2 separate regions of the Homo sapiens genome follow, and region 2 is linked to region 1. Evidence: chromatin loops called from intact Hi-C (ENCODE). Cell type or tissue: B cell. All regions are shown on one strand. Each heading gives the region's core, and the rest is flanking DNA. Links, peaks and the distances in the headings are about the cores only. Region 1 has its middle 50 kb from the start of CD83. Region 2 has its middle 51 kb from the start of RNF182.

Evidence for each region. Hi-C counts contacts between places; a loop is a spot of excess contacts. Peaks named below come from ENCODE experiments on the same cell type or tissue, not always from the same donor. Only the 100,000 strongest peaks of a DNase experiment are listed, where the experiment ranks them.
Region 2: a loop joins it to region 1, with 23 times the contacts of the local background. A loop is called at or near these places in 6 of 110 quality-filtered maps.

Annotation. Positions count from the first base shown.
Region 1 is chr6:14,063,516-14,071,682 of GRCh38, forward strand. No RefSeq gene overlaps it. Among named protein-coding and RNA genes, the nearest start is that of CD83, 50 kb to the right of the region's middle. RefSeq lists a silencer at 6,049-6,150. In B cell, for the core only: CTCF peaks have their summits at 3,477 (motif pointing left) and 3,677; a DNase peak (open chromatin) is centred at 3,486.
Region 2 is chr6:13,870,005-13,878,171 of GRCh38, forward strand. No RefSeq gene overlaps it. Among named protein-coding and RNA genes, the nearest start is that of RNF182, 51 kb to the right of the region's middle. RefSeq lists an enhancer at 2,232-2,814 and a silencer at 3,928-4,067. In B cell, for the core only: CTCF peaks have their summits at 3,929 (motif pointing right) and 4,131; a DNase peak (open chromatin) is centred at 3,937; H3K4me3 peaks cover 1,173 bases; H3K27me3 peaks cover 420 bases.

The sequences.
Region 1 (8,167 bases), core at 1,165-6,164:
TGAAGTGGGAAGATCATTTAAACCTCTGAGTTTGAGGCTGCAGTGAGCTATGATCATCACTGCACTCTAGCCTGGGCAATGGGGTCTCAAAATAAGCAATAGAAAATAAGAAGAAGGCACAGTCTTTCCTCCACAGTATCTAGAAAGCAAAAAATAAACATATTTCTCAGCTAATAAACTACACAGCAATCTTGAGATAATATATTTTCAGCTTTCCACATTAATTAATTGGTTAACCTCTAAAGCAAGTTGGTATTCTTCCTAACATCTTTTGGGGAAATGACAAAAGCAAATTCAATTTAGAATCTTATAAACTTTTATTCTTTTTTGTTGGTTTGGCACAGACACATTTCTTTTTTCTTTATAACTTCTATTATTCTCTTGGAAGGGCCAGGTTTTCAAATCAGAGGCTGACATCACAGTTTGCAGCTCCTGCCAAACAAAAGTTTCCGATGGAGAATATTTGCAAATTTGACCACTGATTTAATTAAAAACGTTCCCAAGAAGTGTAAAAGAACAAGTTTTCAGATCTTTATTTGCAATTGTGAAGCAGTCTGGAAGCTTGAGCCGTGATATCTACCTTTAGTACTTCTTAGGAAGCTCAAAGCATGCAGCCTCCTGAGAGTGGAAAGCTTTCATCCTTTCTTTCCTCATTCAACCTCACCATTGCTTTTGGAAAGCCACATCTGCTGGAATATAGGGGTTAAAATTCTGTCTTCCCCTAGTCACAGGGGTAAAAATTTTCACAAAATTAATAATAATAATAATAATAATAAATAATGGGGGGCTGGGCATGGTGGCTCACGCCTGTAATCCCAGCACTTTGGGAGGCTGAGGCAGGAGGATCACCTGATGTCAGGAGTTCAAGAGCAGCCTGGCCAACATGGTGAAACCCTGTCTCTATTAAAAATACAAAATTAGCCGAGTGTGGTGGCACATGCCTGTAATCCCAGCTACTGGGGAGGCTAAGGCAGGAGAATTGCTTGAACCCAGGAAGCAGAAGTTGCAGTGAACCAAGATCATGCCACTGCACTCCAGCCTGGATGACAGAGGAATACTCATTCTCAAAAATAAATAAATAAATAAAGAATGGGAAGAGAAGAGAGAAGATAATTGAAGGACACCCAGAAACCTTTCCCATCATGTCAGAAATTTACCAGCTACATGAACATTTGCTTCCGAGACAGTATCTGCATGGATCATATCAACTGACTAATCTTCATGGGAATAATTCTTTTTGTAAACCTTTTTGCTTTCTAAGGAATCCACTTGAAAGAAAAGATCTTGGATACAATGGCCCCTTACTACAGTTCTGTGAGGTGTTACGGAAATGTAATCATATCCTCCATCAGTGATTTAAGGGAGTACAGTAGTGAATTATTTTGTAAAGTGTAGAATTTTCTTCCTACTTGAAGAGTCTCTCACTCACTTTTGATTTTTAAGTTTGGATTTTCATGTATTTGTCTCAAAGTCAGAGACATAAATCAACACATGACCCCAAAGGAATACTGGAGGACTACACAAGGGTCTCTGGCAGAGCAAATCTGTTCTGATTCCACACCACCCATCTTCACTCACGACAGAGTCGCAGCGTGGGACAGTGCCTCCGTTCCTATAAAGAAAGGCCACTCTCAGTGTGTTCGGCTGTGCTGTCATGCACTACTACACATATCCCAAGAACCCCAGATACTGAAAAAAGAGAAGTTGCTTTCCCAAAACAGAGTTTTTTCCTATGATCAGCTCATGATCATCTCTCTCCCTTTATCTTTCTTAACCCTAAAAAACCAGTTTTACTATTCATCCATCCTAACAAGGTAAATTAGCCAAGACCTTACCACACCTCCTTTACACTTTCATCTTCCCCCTTTTAGCTGCCTTTAGCAGCCTTATGGATGGGGTTTCACATCTCCCTATATTCTGTACAGGCTGTGTGTGTGCATGCATGTGTGTCCCTGTGTGTGTGTATCTGTGTCTGTCTCTGTGTCCCTCTGTGTGTATATCTGTGTGTTTCTGTGTCCCTGTGTGTATGTATCTATGTCTGTCTCTGTGTGTGTGTGTGTATCTCTGTCTGTGTGTGTGTGTATTTGTGTGTGTGGGGGGGGGTGGGTATGTGTGGTGTGTTTCTCTGTATTCCTTTTCATTTCTCCCTAGGTGGCTGTGCCCAGATCGCCTCTCTACTCCTTCAGATAAAAAGCAAAGGGCTTTGGGGAGGCTGAGGCAGGAGGTTCACTTGAGCTCAGGAGTTAGAGACTAGCCTGGGCAACATAGTGAGACCTCGTCTCTCCAAAAAACTTTAAACAAAAACTTGAAAAAGCAAAGAGCCTTGGGTAATAGTGACAGTAGTCACAGCTAGCGTCCACATGCAGCTTCCTGTGTATGCATCAGGCAGCTCATCACCTGTATATCTGTGGACCACTTTAATCCTCATCACAACCATACGAAGGTGGAACTATTAGTCTCATTTTACAGATGAGGAAATGGCTACGTAAACTCTTGTAAAGAAATCCAGACAAGGCCGGGTGCGGTGGCTCACACCAGTAATCCCAGCACTTTGGCAGGTCTTGGCGGGTGGATCACTTGAGGTCGGGAGTTCGAGACCAGCCTGGCCAAAATGGTAAAACCCCTTCTCTACTAAAAATACAAAAGTTAGCCAGGCATGGTGGTGCGTGCCTGTAATCCCAGCTACTCGGGAGGCTGAGGCAGGAGAATAGCTTGAACCTGGGAGGTGGAGGTTGCAGTGAGCCAAGATTGCACCACTGCACTCCAGCCTGGGCAATACAGTGAGACTCAGCCTCAAAAAAGAAAAAAAACAAAACAAACGGAAACAAAACAAAAAAGAAATCCAAAGGAATGAATAATGAACAATACACTGTCCCTCAAATGTGCTCTCCCCTCAGGCTCACGTTCTTCAGTATATACACATATGCTTACTATATGTGACTACTGTAGTACTATACATTACTACTGTGTCTTAGCTCATTCACCTTAGAGACAAATGGATAGTAAAATTATTTTTTTTTTAGAGTTAGGAAAGGAAAAAAGAAGAGGAGAGGGGTCATGAGTTGATTATATAAACAAACCTTGTTTTGAAGAAGTAGCTTCTCTTATCTCAATGTGTGTGTGTGTGTGTGTGTGTGTGTGTGTGTGTGTGTGAGAGAGAGAGAGAGAGAGAGACAGAGAGAGACAGAGACAGAGTATATGTAGAGCACAGGTTTGGAAAAATCCCTATACCATAAAATATTTCATTGCATCCTTCATGTAATGTATTCATGAGCCTGTAGCTTTCCTTCCTTCCTCCAAGGTAGTCACAGGGGACAACAGTCGTGAGTTGACCTGCTCACAGAGTGTCTAGATAGCGCTGGCACCCAGTAATCCCATTAAAATTTTCCTTAAGGTTCTCTTCCACCTCAAGCCTCAAGACTTGAAACTTGGCAGCCTGCTACCTGGTAAAGCACACATCTTCATGGTACATTACTGCCACCTAGAGCTGATATATTGAAACACAGATTCTAGATAAAGCAAAACTGAGAACAAAGCAAAATAAAAAGTCACGCCCAGCCCTGTCCTAAAGCAAGCTGTTTTAGTCCAAGCAGTTTAGATTAAAAATATAATGGACTTTAAGATGAAATTCCTTTCTTCAAGACGTCCAACTTCCTATCTCTGTAAGTGGGTTACCATCCAATAATATTCAAATTAAAAAGCTCAAATGTAGTAGCTGTCAAAATAAGGAAGAAGGAATTTGAGAGAGAGAGACAGGGAGAGAACATGTTTTGAAAAATAAACCTTTGCAGTTGTAGCCATCATTTGAAAGATGAGGAAACTGAAGCTCAAAGCTGTAACGGATTTCTTTTTTTTTTTCTTTTTTTGAGACAGAGTCTTGCTCTGTCTCCCAGGCTGGAATGCAGTGGTGTGATCTCAGCTCACTGCAACCTCTGCTTCCCAGGTTCAAGCGATTCTCCTGCCTCAGCCTCCCAAGTAGCTGGGATGACAGGCGCCCGCCACCATGCCAGGCTAATCGTTTGTATTTTTAGTAGAGACAGGGTTTCGCCGTGTTGGCCAGGCTGGTCTTGAACTCCTGACCTCAGGTGATCCACTTGCCTTGGCCTCCCAAAGTGCTGGGATTACAGGCGTGAGCCACCACACCCTGCCTGTACCAGATTTCTTGAGTTCAAATCACTAGCAAGCAGTTCTGGCAAGATGGAATACAGGGCTCTGGTTTTTTATTCCAAAATGAAATCATAACACAGAATCAGCGTAAGCCTTAACATAACTCCACAATTAGTGGTGGCCTTCCAACTGCTCCACCCACAGTCCTGGGGGGGGGTGTGTCCATGTGCTGTTCTGTGTGAAGGTCACCCTTGGTAAGATCTGGTGGCTTTGGGATTCATTCCTGGGAGCAGCGTTGGGTATACACCCATCTGTGCACATCCTCTCCGCCAACCAGCAGATGCTTGTCAGATAGTGGCTGAGGTTAGAGGGCAAAGTCTGTGAGTGGAGACCCTGATCTACAAGGGCAGAGACCATAAAACAAGCTTTATTATACCGTGTTCTCACCCACCATTCCTCAATCTGGGAGGTGTAAGGAAGCTGTTCTTGTTAAGTGAAGATGTGGCCCAGATGGAGGAAAGGAAGGAGAGTCTGTTTTGTGATCTTTCTTGTGCTTGGACGTCACTGGAGAAGTCTATAGACCTATTCTTAAAATAATGGTTTCAAATGCATAAAAGGAAATACATGGGATTGTAAAGGAAACCAATTATGGGCAAGCGAAGTAACCACATTCTTTAAAAATATGTGATATTATGTGTCTTAGTCATCTTGGCTACTATAACAAACAAGCTGCCCACAGACTGGGCGGCTTAAGCAACAGACAATGATTTCTTATAGATCTAGAGGCTAGAAGTCCAAGATTACGATGCTGGTGAGAGACAGGACTAGCTGGATTTCCTAGGCTGACTAAGAATCCCTAAGCCTAGCTGGGAAGGTGACCGCATCCACCTTTAAACACAGGGCTTGCAACTTAGCTCACACCTGACCAATCAGGTAGTAAAGAGAGCTCACTAAAATGCTAGTTAGACAAAAACAGGAGGTAAAGAAATAGCCAATCATCTATCGCCTGAGCACGGAGGTGGGGGGACAGTGATCAAGATATAAACCCAGGCATTGGAGCTGGCAACGGCAACCCGCTTTGGGTCCCCTCCCTTTGTATGGGAGCTCTGTTTTCACTCTATTAAATCTTGCAACTGCACTCTTCTGGACCGTGTTTGTTACGGCTCGAGCTGAGCTTTCGCTCACTGTCCACCACTGCTGTTGGCCACTGCCGCAGACCCGCCGCTGACTTCCATCCCTCCGGATCTGGCAGGGTGTCCGCTGTGCTCCTGATCCAAGGAGGCGCCTGTTGCCACTCCTGATTGGGCTAAAAGTTTGCCATTGTTCCTGCACGGCTAAGTGCCCGGGTTCCTCCTAATGGAGCTGAACACTAGTCGCTGGGTTCCACGGTTCTCTTCCGTGACCCACAGCTTCTAATAGGGCTATAACACTCACCGCATGGCCCAAGCTTCCATTCCTTGGAATCCGTGAGGCCAAGAACCCCAGGTCAGAGAATAAGAGGCTTGCTGCCATCTTGGGAGCGGCCCCCCCGCATCTTGGGAGCTCTAAGAACAAAGACCCCTGGTAACACTGGCAGATTTGGGTTTTGGTGAGGGCCCTCTGTCTGGCTTCACAGTGCCACCTTCTCCCTGGATCTCCACATGGCAGGGAGAGAGAGAGAGAGGAGTGGGGAGAGAGAGAGGACGGGGAGAGAGAGGTCTGGTATCTCCTCCTCTTCTTATAAGAGCACCAATTCCATCATAGGGACTCCAACCTCCTGATGCCATCTAAACCTAATCACCTCCCAAAGTTCCCACCTCCTAAATACCTTCACATTGGGCGTTAGTACTTCAACATATGACTTTGGAAAGGGGGGACACAAACTTTCAGACCTAATAACCACCATACTTGTGAAGGGGTGATGAGCATAGCTGGTATTTTGAGGTATCTGCCACAAGGAAAGAGAACATGAAAATATTGACAATTTCCTGTAGTGACAAAGTCTCAGGAACTTGGTATGCTATTGTGATTTGTTGCTTATGTACATAATTGAGGAAATGCTAAATTTCAGTAGGAAGTTAGTAAAAATAAGTATGTAATTTTCTCTCACCCATATTCGCAGACCCTGATTGTGACAGTTAATACTCAGTGTCAACGTGATTGGATTGAAGGATACAGAGTATCTCCCGTAGACTTCTCCAGTGAGGTCCAAGCACAAGAAAGATCACAAAACAGACTCTCCCTCTTTTCCTCAAAGATACAAAGATACAAAGTATCCTGGGTGTGTCTGTGAGGGCGTTGCTAACATTTGAGTCAGTGGGCTGGGAAAGGTAGACCCACCCGTAATCTGTGGCGGCACAATCTAATCAGCTGCCAGCTCAATTAGAATATAAGCAGGCAGAAAAACGTGAAAAGAGAGGCTGGCCTAGCCTCCCAGCCTACATCTTTCTCCCTTGCTGGTTGCTTCCTGCCCTCGAACATCGGACTCCAAGTTCTTCAGTTTTGGAACTCGGCCTATTGTGGGACCTTGTGATTGTGTGAGTTAACACTTAATAAACTCATATATATATATATATATATACACATATATACGTATATATATATATACACATATATATACATATATATGTGTGTGTGTGTGTGTGTGTGTGTGTATATATATATATATATATATATATATATATATATATGAGTTCTGTACCTCTAGAGAACCCTGACTAAAAACTGATATTCTGTCCGTGGGCCTTAGTTTATGAACCTCTGCCTTAGAGAATTCAGCAAACTTATTGGTTTGTAGTCAGCGGGATACAAGGAGTTTTGGAGCATGCTGCAATGGACTGTATTAAATAGCCCTGACAGGGTGCTGAGAGAGACAACTGTGATTGTGTGGGCAGGAATTGTCACACAAGCCGCCCCTGGCCGCAATATTCATCTTCCCCCAGCCATTTCTGGAATGGAGGACATGGATCAATTGTAAGGTCTATCCTAAATCCAGTGTCCTTTTCTCACTGCATGGCCTTGGGTGAAAGGGTGAAAAAGAATGTTAGCAGGTTGCGTCAGCCTCCTGGCCAGAGACCTCTGACTCCAATAGCGAGCTCTGCTTTTTTTTGTTGTTGTTATCTTCCTGGATATATTAGGAAATCCACAGATTTGTGTTCCTTAGGGAAACAGTTAATTTCTAGTGTTCAAGGCCAAATGAATCCTTTCATAAGTAGAGTAAAAGTTAAAATTCAAAAGGGGAGAGGTAGAAATAGTTGGGAGGGTGTCAAATCTCAATAGAAACATCTTTCCAAACTAGAAGCATTTTTTCTTGAACATTTTCAGTATCTAAACTAGTAAAAGATGTCTCAAAATATCTTTTCAACCTTGTTAAGGAAAACCATTGACCAATTCTAGAGGGACTATTTTAAAGCCATTTCTTTGAGTCCATCCTGAAATTAAAACACTCAGGGAGATGTTCTAATTAAACTTTCTAATAAAAAAGAAAAATGCCCCATATCACTTCATTTAGATGCTTCTCCTGCCTCCAAGTTAATAGTGTCATTGGTACCTTTTCAACATATGAGAGCTTAGGCTCACGGAAGGCCTCTAGTGCATGTACACCTGATGTTCACTGTGGTCAGATGTCCACAATGTGGCACTTCTGCAACAGGCATGCTTATGTGCTGGGGGTGGGGAGGGAGGATGATGACTATGCTGGGGAGGAAGGTGGGCTCCTGGCTGCAGGCACATTCAGAAAACTGTCCGCCTCCATCACCTTTCCAAAAGCCAGGCCTGCTTTAATGAGGTGGGAGCAGGAAGGAAGTGAAGACTTATCACAAGGGAAGCAGATGGGGGACAGAAGAAGCCAGAGAAGGGCAGTTATGGAATGCATTTGGAGTTATAAAAAAGTTAGTTGTTGCTCGGCGTGGTGGCTCATACCTGCAATCGCAGCACCTTGGGAGGCCAAGGTGGGCAGTTTGCTTGAGCTCAGGAGTTCAAAGCCAGCCTGGGCAACATGGTAAAACCCCATCTGTACAAAAAAATACAAAAATTTAGCCAGGTCTAGTGGCCCAAGCCTGTAGTCCCAGCTACTCGGGAG
Region 2 (8,167 bases), core at 1,983-6,982, 190 kb before region 1:
GGGTTGGCTTCTACCTTTTAGTCGTTGTGAATAATATAGCTATGAAAATGGGTATACAAATAATCTCTTTGAGACCCAGCCTTCAGTTCTTTTGGATGTATACCCAGTCGTGGAATTGCTAGATCTTATGATAATTCTACTCTTAATATATTGAGAAACTGTCCTTCTGTTTTCCATAGCAGCTACTCCGGTTTGCATTCCCACGCACTGTGCATAAGAGTCCAAATTTCTCCATGTTTCCTGATACTTATTATTTTCTGGTTTTCTGACTAGCCATTCTAATGGATGTGAAACACTTTTTCCTTCAACTGGTACCGGATGTGAGGATTCCAATTGCTTGGAATCAGTTGTCCCGGAGAGCCTCTGGGTAAAGAAAGCCAGTAGCTCTTGGCAGTGGTTACAGAACAAGACACAAGATACACTGAGCTAGAAAATGCATTGCTGTGCGGAAGTTCATTGGGATCACACAAAATAGGCTCACTGCAGTCATTTACTGTGTTTTAAATAGGTTCACTCAGGATAAATGGGAACCAAAACATCTTCAGTTATGGTGCTGTGAGATACATGAATAAAAGCTGTCTATCTTGGTTTTGCTCCAGTAGTTTTGCAAGAAGTCAAAAGTAGTGAAGATCTAGATACTCTGGAGGGTGTCTGGGGAGTGGGGGGGTGAGCAGTTAAGCTTGCTATGAGTTATACTTCAGTGAAAAGTTTCCTTGGAACAAATGCATCTGTAATTCTCATTAATGCTTCTCAGAGCCTTACGGTAGCAAAAAAAAAATGTCCAGTGTGACAGTGTGTCCAGAATTGGTGGGTTCTTGGTCTCACTGACTTCTAGAATGAAGCCGCAGACCCTCGCGGTGAGTGTTACAGTTCTTCAGGTGGCGCGTGTAGGAGTTTGTTCTTTCTGATGTTCGGATGTGTTTGGAATTTCTTCCTTCTGGTGGGTTTGTGGTCTCACTGGCTCAGGAGCGAAGCTGCAGACCTTCGCGCTGAGTGCTACAGCCCTTAAATCGGTGCGTCTGGAATTGTTCATTCCTCCAGGTGGGCTTGCAGTCTTGCTGGCTTCAGGAGTGAAGTTGTAGACCTTCCAGGTGAGTGTTACAGCTTATAAAAGCAGCGTGAACCTAAAGAGTGAGTAGTAACAAGATTTATTGCAGAGTGAAAGAACAAAGCTTCCACAGTGCAGAAGGGGACCAGAGCGGGTTGCCACTGCTGGCTCGGGCAACTTGCTTTTATTCTCTTATCTGGCCCCATCCACATACTGCTGATTGGTAGAGCCAAGTGGTCTGTTTTGACAGGGCACTGATTGGTGCGTTTACAATCCCTGAGCTAGACACAAAGGTTCTCCACTCCCCACTAGATTAACTAGATACAGAGTGTCCACACAAAGGTTCTCCAAGGCCCCAGCAGAGTAACTAGATACAGTGTCAATTGGTGCATTCACAAACCCTGAGCTAGACACAGGGTGGTGATTGGTGTGTTTACAAACTTTGAGCTACAGAGTGCCGATTGGTGTATTTACAATCCCTGAGCTAGACATAAAGGTTCTCCAAGGCCCCACTAAAGCAGCTAGATACAGACTGTCGATTGGTGCATTCACAAACCCTGAGCTAGACACAGGGTGCTGATTGGTGTGTTTACAAACCTTGAGCTAGATACAGAGTGCTGATTGGTGTATTTACAATCCCTGAGCTAGACATAAAGGTTCTCCAAGGTCCCACCAGAGTAGCTAGATAGAGAGTGTCCATTGGTGCATTCACAAACCCTGAGCTAGATACAGGGTGCTGATTGGTGTATTTACAATCCCTGAGCTATACATAAAGGTTCTCCACGACCCCACCAGACTCAGGAGCCTAGCTGGCTTCACTCAGTGAATCTTGTACCGGGGCTGCAGGTGGAGCTGCCTGCTAGTCCCGCGCCTCTCAGCCCTTGGGTGGTTGATGGGACTGGGCGCTGTGGAGCAGGGGGCGGCGCTCGTCGGGGAGGCTTGGGCGGCACAGGAGCCCACGGAGAGGGTGGGAGGCTCAGGCATGGCGGGCTGCAAGTCCCGAGCCCTGCCCTGCCGGAAGGCAGCTAAGGCCCAGTGAGAAATCAAGAGCAGCGCCGGTGGGCTGGCACTGCTGGGGGACCCAGTACATCCTCTGCAGCCGCTGGCCTGGGTGCTAAGCTCCTCATTTCCTGGGGCTGGCAGGGCTGGCCGGCTGCTCCCAGTGCGGGGCCCGCCAAGCCCACGCCCACGCGGAACTCTAGCTGGCCCGCAAGCGCCGCGCGCAGCCCCGGTTCCCGCTCGCTCCTCTCCCTCCACACCTCCCTGCAAGCTGAAGGAGCCGGCTCCGGCCTTTGCCAGCCCAGAAAGGGACTCCCAGGGTGCAGTGGTGGGCTGAAGGGCTTACTCAAGTGCCGCCAAAGTGGGAGCCCAGGCAGAGGAGGTGCCGAGAGCGAGTGAGGGCTGTGAGGACTGCCAGTACGCTGTCACCTCTCAACAGCATATTCAAGGTGTGGTCTTGGGGTTTCAGGCAGCTCCAGCAGCATTGGCTTTGGCTTTCATTTTTTTTTTTCTTTGCTTCTGCTGAGGGTGATTCCAGGGACTTTTTAACCTCCTGTCTATACTTCTGGTTCAATCTCTTTGCACACAAGGAAGCAATTTCTACTGTACGGGAAAGGTTCATTTCCCCATGACCCCCACATTTTGTTTTTCAAGTGCTCAACAATTGGGAACAAGTTTATTGTCATCCAGGTGAGGCAGTTAAGCGGGAGTGTCACACCAGTATTTGTGAAGGAGAGGGCTTAAATATGGGTAACAGGGGAATGTGATGTGTTTATTCCGGCAACAACCTCAGACATTAAACTTCCTCTTCTGATCCTACACCACTCCTTCCCCATCACCAGTGGTTAGGCAACAGGGTGACTCTCATGGGCTGAACTGTGTTCCCCTTACCACCCACCCAGGTTTATATGTTGAAGACCCAACCCCTGTATCTCAGAATGTCACCATATTTGGAGATAAGGTCTTTACAGAGGTGACTGAGGTAAAATGAGGCCACTAGGGTGGGCCTTAATCCAATATGTGATGTCTAATGGAGAAACCAGGGGTCCTGGGGCACAGAGAAAAGACCATGAGGACATAGCAAGAAAGTGGCCATCTACAAGCCACGGAAGGGAGGTCTTGGGAGAAACCAACCCTGCCAACACTTTGATCTTGGATTTTCAGTCTCTAGAACTGTGAGAGAATCAATTTTTGTTGTTTAAGCCCCTCAGTGTGTTGACTGTTCCGGTGGCCCTAGCAAACTAATACAGTGGCCTTGTGCAGGTGAGACAGTTGAGAAAAAGAGGAAAACTGGTTTTCCCTCTTTTCCGGTGTGTGTGTGTGTGTGTGCGTGTGAGAGAGAGATTAGAGGGCGGGGAGGGGAGAAGAGAGGAAGCAAGCTAACCGGAGAGAGAGCAGGTGAGTTTTCTTTTGCAGAACAGAGTTAATGAAGTGGCAACTCTGCCTTCCCTGTGCCTTTCCTGTGAATCTGGGAATTTCCACCCGTCCCTCCCACGAAGTCCCAGTAGGATCCCTCGGGCCGGGCAGAGCCTGGCCTGCGGTCCTGCTGGCTCTTCGCCAAGCTGCCCGGTACTCGCAGGGTGATGGGCAGGGACTTGGCGGGAGGCAGAGGGACGTCGGAGGGCAGGGCGGGAGTGAGATCGCCTCTGGTTTCTGTGGAGAACTCCTGCACCTGGGTCAGGGTCTCAGCCACGGACAAGGGGCGTGGCTCTGCAGAGCGAAGCAGCAGCTCCACCCGTTCGCAGGGAGGGAGGGGGCGGAGGTGGCCTCACTGCCTGAGGGGGTCCTACCCCTCCCGAGGACGCGACGCAAAAGCCAGTAGACTCACGACGCCCCCCGCATGTCACACGACAAGGCCAGCAGGGCCGCCACCAGAGGGCACCAGCGGCTGGGACCCGCAGGAAAGGGAGGAAGAACAGGTGGCGCCGGTGAGGCGAAGGCGAGGGCACGAGGGGGTGGCCTGCGGCCCGCGCTGCTCCGGGGAGGGGCTTCCACCTGGACAGTGACGGAAGCCAGGGCGACTCAACAGGACACATTTGCACCATTTGCACGGCTGGGTGAAACGACAACCCCTCAGCTGGGCTCAAATTACCTGAAGGGCCTGCATCTACAACAGATTAGCTTTCGGTTTTCCTCCCGGGCTGCTCCTAGGGCACCCAGGGGGAGAGTTCCACAAAGTAAGAGTCATTAAAATTACCAATAAGAAGAGGAAAACTGCTACGTATTTGTTCTGATTGAGCTGAGAATCCTGAATCCCGAGAATCCTGAAATAGAATTGGTTCAGGGACCACCGTCTGACAACTATTGTGTAATCCTCCGTCACACAAACGGAAGTCTTCTTATAGGTGTGCCCTTCACTGTGTCTACAGGCTGGATTTTAGGACTAACACGAGCACCGTGCTGTAGCTTAACACAGAAAATCCCAATGTTAGGACAGAACACTACTAGCCGTAGTACAGAGGGCCACTTCATAATAATAAAACATATTTAGCAGGAAGAGAGAATACTTGCGTGCACTTAATAACAGAGCTTTGTGGTATACCAAGGAAAATGGACAGAACTATTAGGAAAAATAGACAAATCCACTCTCGTAAATATTTTAAACGCACTATATTAGATCATTCTTGCATTGCTGTAAATAAACACCGGAGACTGGGTAATTTATATAGAAAAGAGGTTTAATTGGCTCACAGTTCTGCAGGCCGTACAGCAAGCTTGTCCAACCTGTGGCGTATAGGCCTCATGTGGCCCAGGACAGCTTTGAATGTGGCCCAACACAAATTCATAAACTTCCTTAAAACATTATGAGACTTTTTTGCAATTTTTTTTAAAGCTCATCAGCTATCGTCAGTGTTAGTGTATTGCATGCGTGGCCCAAGACAATTCTTCTTCCAATGTGGCCTATGAAAGCCCAAAGATTGGACACCCCTGCTTTACAGGAAGCATAGTGGCATCTGCTCAGCTTCTGTGGAGCCTCAGGAAATTCACAGTCATGGTAGAAGTTGAAGCCGGGCAGGCATCTCACATGGCAAATGCAGAGGCAAGAGAGGGAGAGCAGGAGGAAGGTGCCACACACTTTCAAAGGACCAGGTCCCGAGTGAACTCAGCATGAGAGCTCATTGATCACCAAGGGGATGGCCCAAGCCATTCATGAGGGATCCATCCCCATGATCCAAATACCTCCCACCAGGCCCCACTTCCAACACTGGGGATGAAAATCAACATAAGATTTGGGTGGGGGGGTGGGGGACGGGCGCGGTGGCTGACGCCTATAATCCTAGCACTTTGGGGGTCTGATTCGGGTGGATCATCAGGTCAGGTGTTCGAGACCAGCCTGGCCAACATGGTGAAACCCCGTCTCTACTAAAAGTACAAATACTAGCTGGGAGTTGTGACACACCTCTGTAGTCCCAGCTACTCAGGAGGCTGAGGCAGAAGAATCGCTTGAACCAAGGAGGCAGAGGTTGCAGTAAGCTGAGATTGGGCCACTGCACTGCACTCCAGCCTGAGCGACAGGGTGAGACTCTGGCTCAAAAAAAAAAAAAAAAGATTTGGGCGGGGACAAGTCTCCAAACTATATCAGACTTTTCTCAATTATTGAAGATCGAAAGATTGTAAATCAATAAGGACATGGGTGATTTCAATACTACTACTAGAACTAATAATACTATAATATATTATAAAACCTTGCATCCAAAAGTTGGAAGATATATGTATTTTTTACCAGTACACCTGGAACATACACAAAAATTGACCATGAATGACCCATAAAACTCATCTCAACAAATTTCAGAGATCACCTATTTTGACTAGAGTGCAATTAAGGTAAAGATCAACAGGAAAAGATAACAATTCTGTGTGTTCGGAAATTAAATAAAATTCTAAATACCCAGTGAATTAAAAGGAGAAAGCATAATGAAAATTCAAAAATATTAAAAATAGAATGGTAATACTACATATCAACATTTAAGTATATAACCAAAGAGGTATTTCATGAGAAATTTTTAGCCTTATAAGGAGAAGCTGAACATTTAGAAAGGAAATAATAGAGAAGTAATGAAACAGAAAATGAAGAAACAATAGTGAGTATCAACAAAGTTAAAAGGTGGCTCATTGAAAAGACAAATTTCTGGCAATGTTAAAGAAAACCTGCAATTAGACATATGGTAATACAATTGCAAACCATCGAAGACAAAAAATGTTAAAAATGTAGTACACAAATAAGAACAAATTATACTGTCAGTAAAGGTATCAAGAGCAAAAATAGAAACCAGAAAAGAAGGAAACAATATTTTTAAAGTGCTGAAGGAAAATAACATCAATGTAGAATTGTATATCCAGCAAAACTTTTTCAATAACAAACCCGAAATATAGATTATTCTGATAAATAAAAGCTGAGTTTATCATCAACAGATTGTCACTAAGGAATTTCTAAAAGATATACCTCAAGAAGATGGACAACAACTTCAGAAGAAAGAGCCAAGATATATACTTCGGGAGGCCAAGGGAGGCGGATTGCCTGAGTTCAAGAGTTCAAGACCAGCCTGGCTAACATAGTGAAACCCTGTCTCTACTAAAAATACAAAAATTAGCCAGGTGTGGTAGTGGACACCTGTTATCCCAGCTACTTAGGAGGCTGAGGCAGGAGAAATGATTGAACCCGGGAAGCTGAAGTTACAGATCGCACCACTGCACTCCAGCCTGGGCGACAGAGCGAGGCTTCATATAAAAAAAAAGAAAAAAAAAGCCAAGATATCTAAACATAGAAAAGGTACAGTAAAAATATAGTATAAAAGATAAAAAATGGTACACCTCTAATAGGGCATGTGTTAGTTTGTTTACATTGCTTTAAAGGAATACCTGAGCTGGGCAATTTATAAAGAAAAGAGGTTTAATTGGCTCACAGTTCTTCGGGCTATCCAGGAAGCATGGCACTGGCATTTGCTTAGTTTCTGGTGAGAGCTTCAGAAATCATGGTGGAAGGCCAATGGGGAGCTGGCATATTGCATGGTGAGAGAGAGAGAGAGAGAAAGCAGGGAGGTACCACACTCTTTTAAATCACCAGATCTTGTGTGAACTCAGAGTGAGAACTCACTCATTATCATGAGAATAGCACCAACCCATTCATGAAGGATCTGACCCCATGACCCAAACATCTCCCACCAGTCCCCACCTTGAACACTGGGGATTACATTTCACCATGAGATTGGGAGGGGACAAACATCCACACTATATCAGGCACTTGTCATGAATGGAGCTTGCAGGAGTGGAAGTTGTTCTGTATGAGTCAGTGAGTGGGTGGTGAGTGAATGTGAAGGCCTAGGACATCACTGTACACTACTATAGACTTTATAAATGTTGCATACTTAGGCTACATTAAGTTTATATGAAAAATTGTGCTCTGACATTGGCTACGAAGTTACTAGGCAATGGGAATTTTTCACCTCTATTATAATCTTATGGGATCACTGTCTTATATGCAGTCTTTCATTGACTGAAATATTATAAAGCATGTGGCTGCAGAATGTTTGTTTTCAAATCAGTCCAAGGGAAAAAATAAATTGGCAAAAAACCTTAATTAATCCCCAGGAGGAAAAAAAAAGGAAGAAAATATACACATAAGCATACACAGATGTGTGTGTATATAAATATTTAATAAGTGTATTAATTTAAATCTTATTTGGTACTTTTTGTTTACCCTACTCATATAAGATGTTGGAAGTAATTTAAATATATCAGAAATCACTGTAAAGGTAAATGAACCTCTTCAGTTAAACAGTGTTCAAACTGGATTAAAAAAATACAATGATATGCTATTTTTAGAGACACGTAAAATTTAAGGACAGAGAAAGATTGAAAGAGAAAATCTCTACAAAAAAAGAAAAAAATAATTATTTCAGGCAACTTCCTTCACTATTAGAGCCAGAATTCTGGAGTCAGGCTGAAGGTTTCATGCTTCTTGCCCAGATGCTTGTTCTCCCATGTGCCATGGGTGTGCCATTGCTCCCAACAACACATTAAGCCAGTTTTCTAGTTTCCTAGGAAACTTGAGTGCAGGGTCTTCTCATGCTGGGGCCCCATCATGACTGCTGTGGATCTCCTTGGTGGTTCATCAAGAGG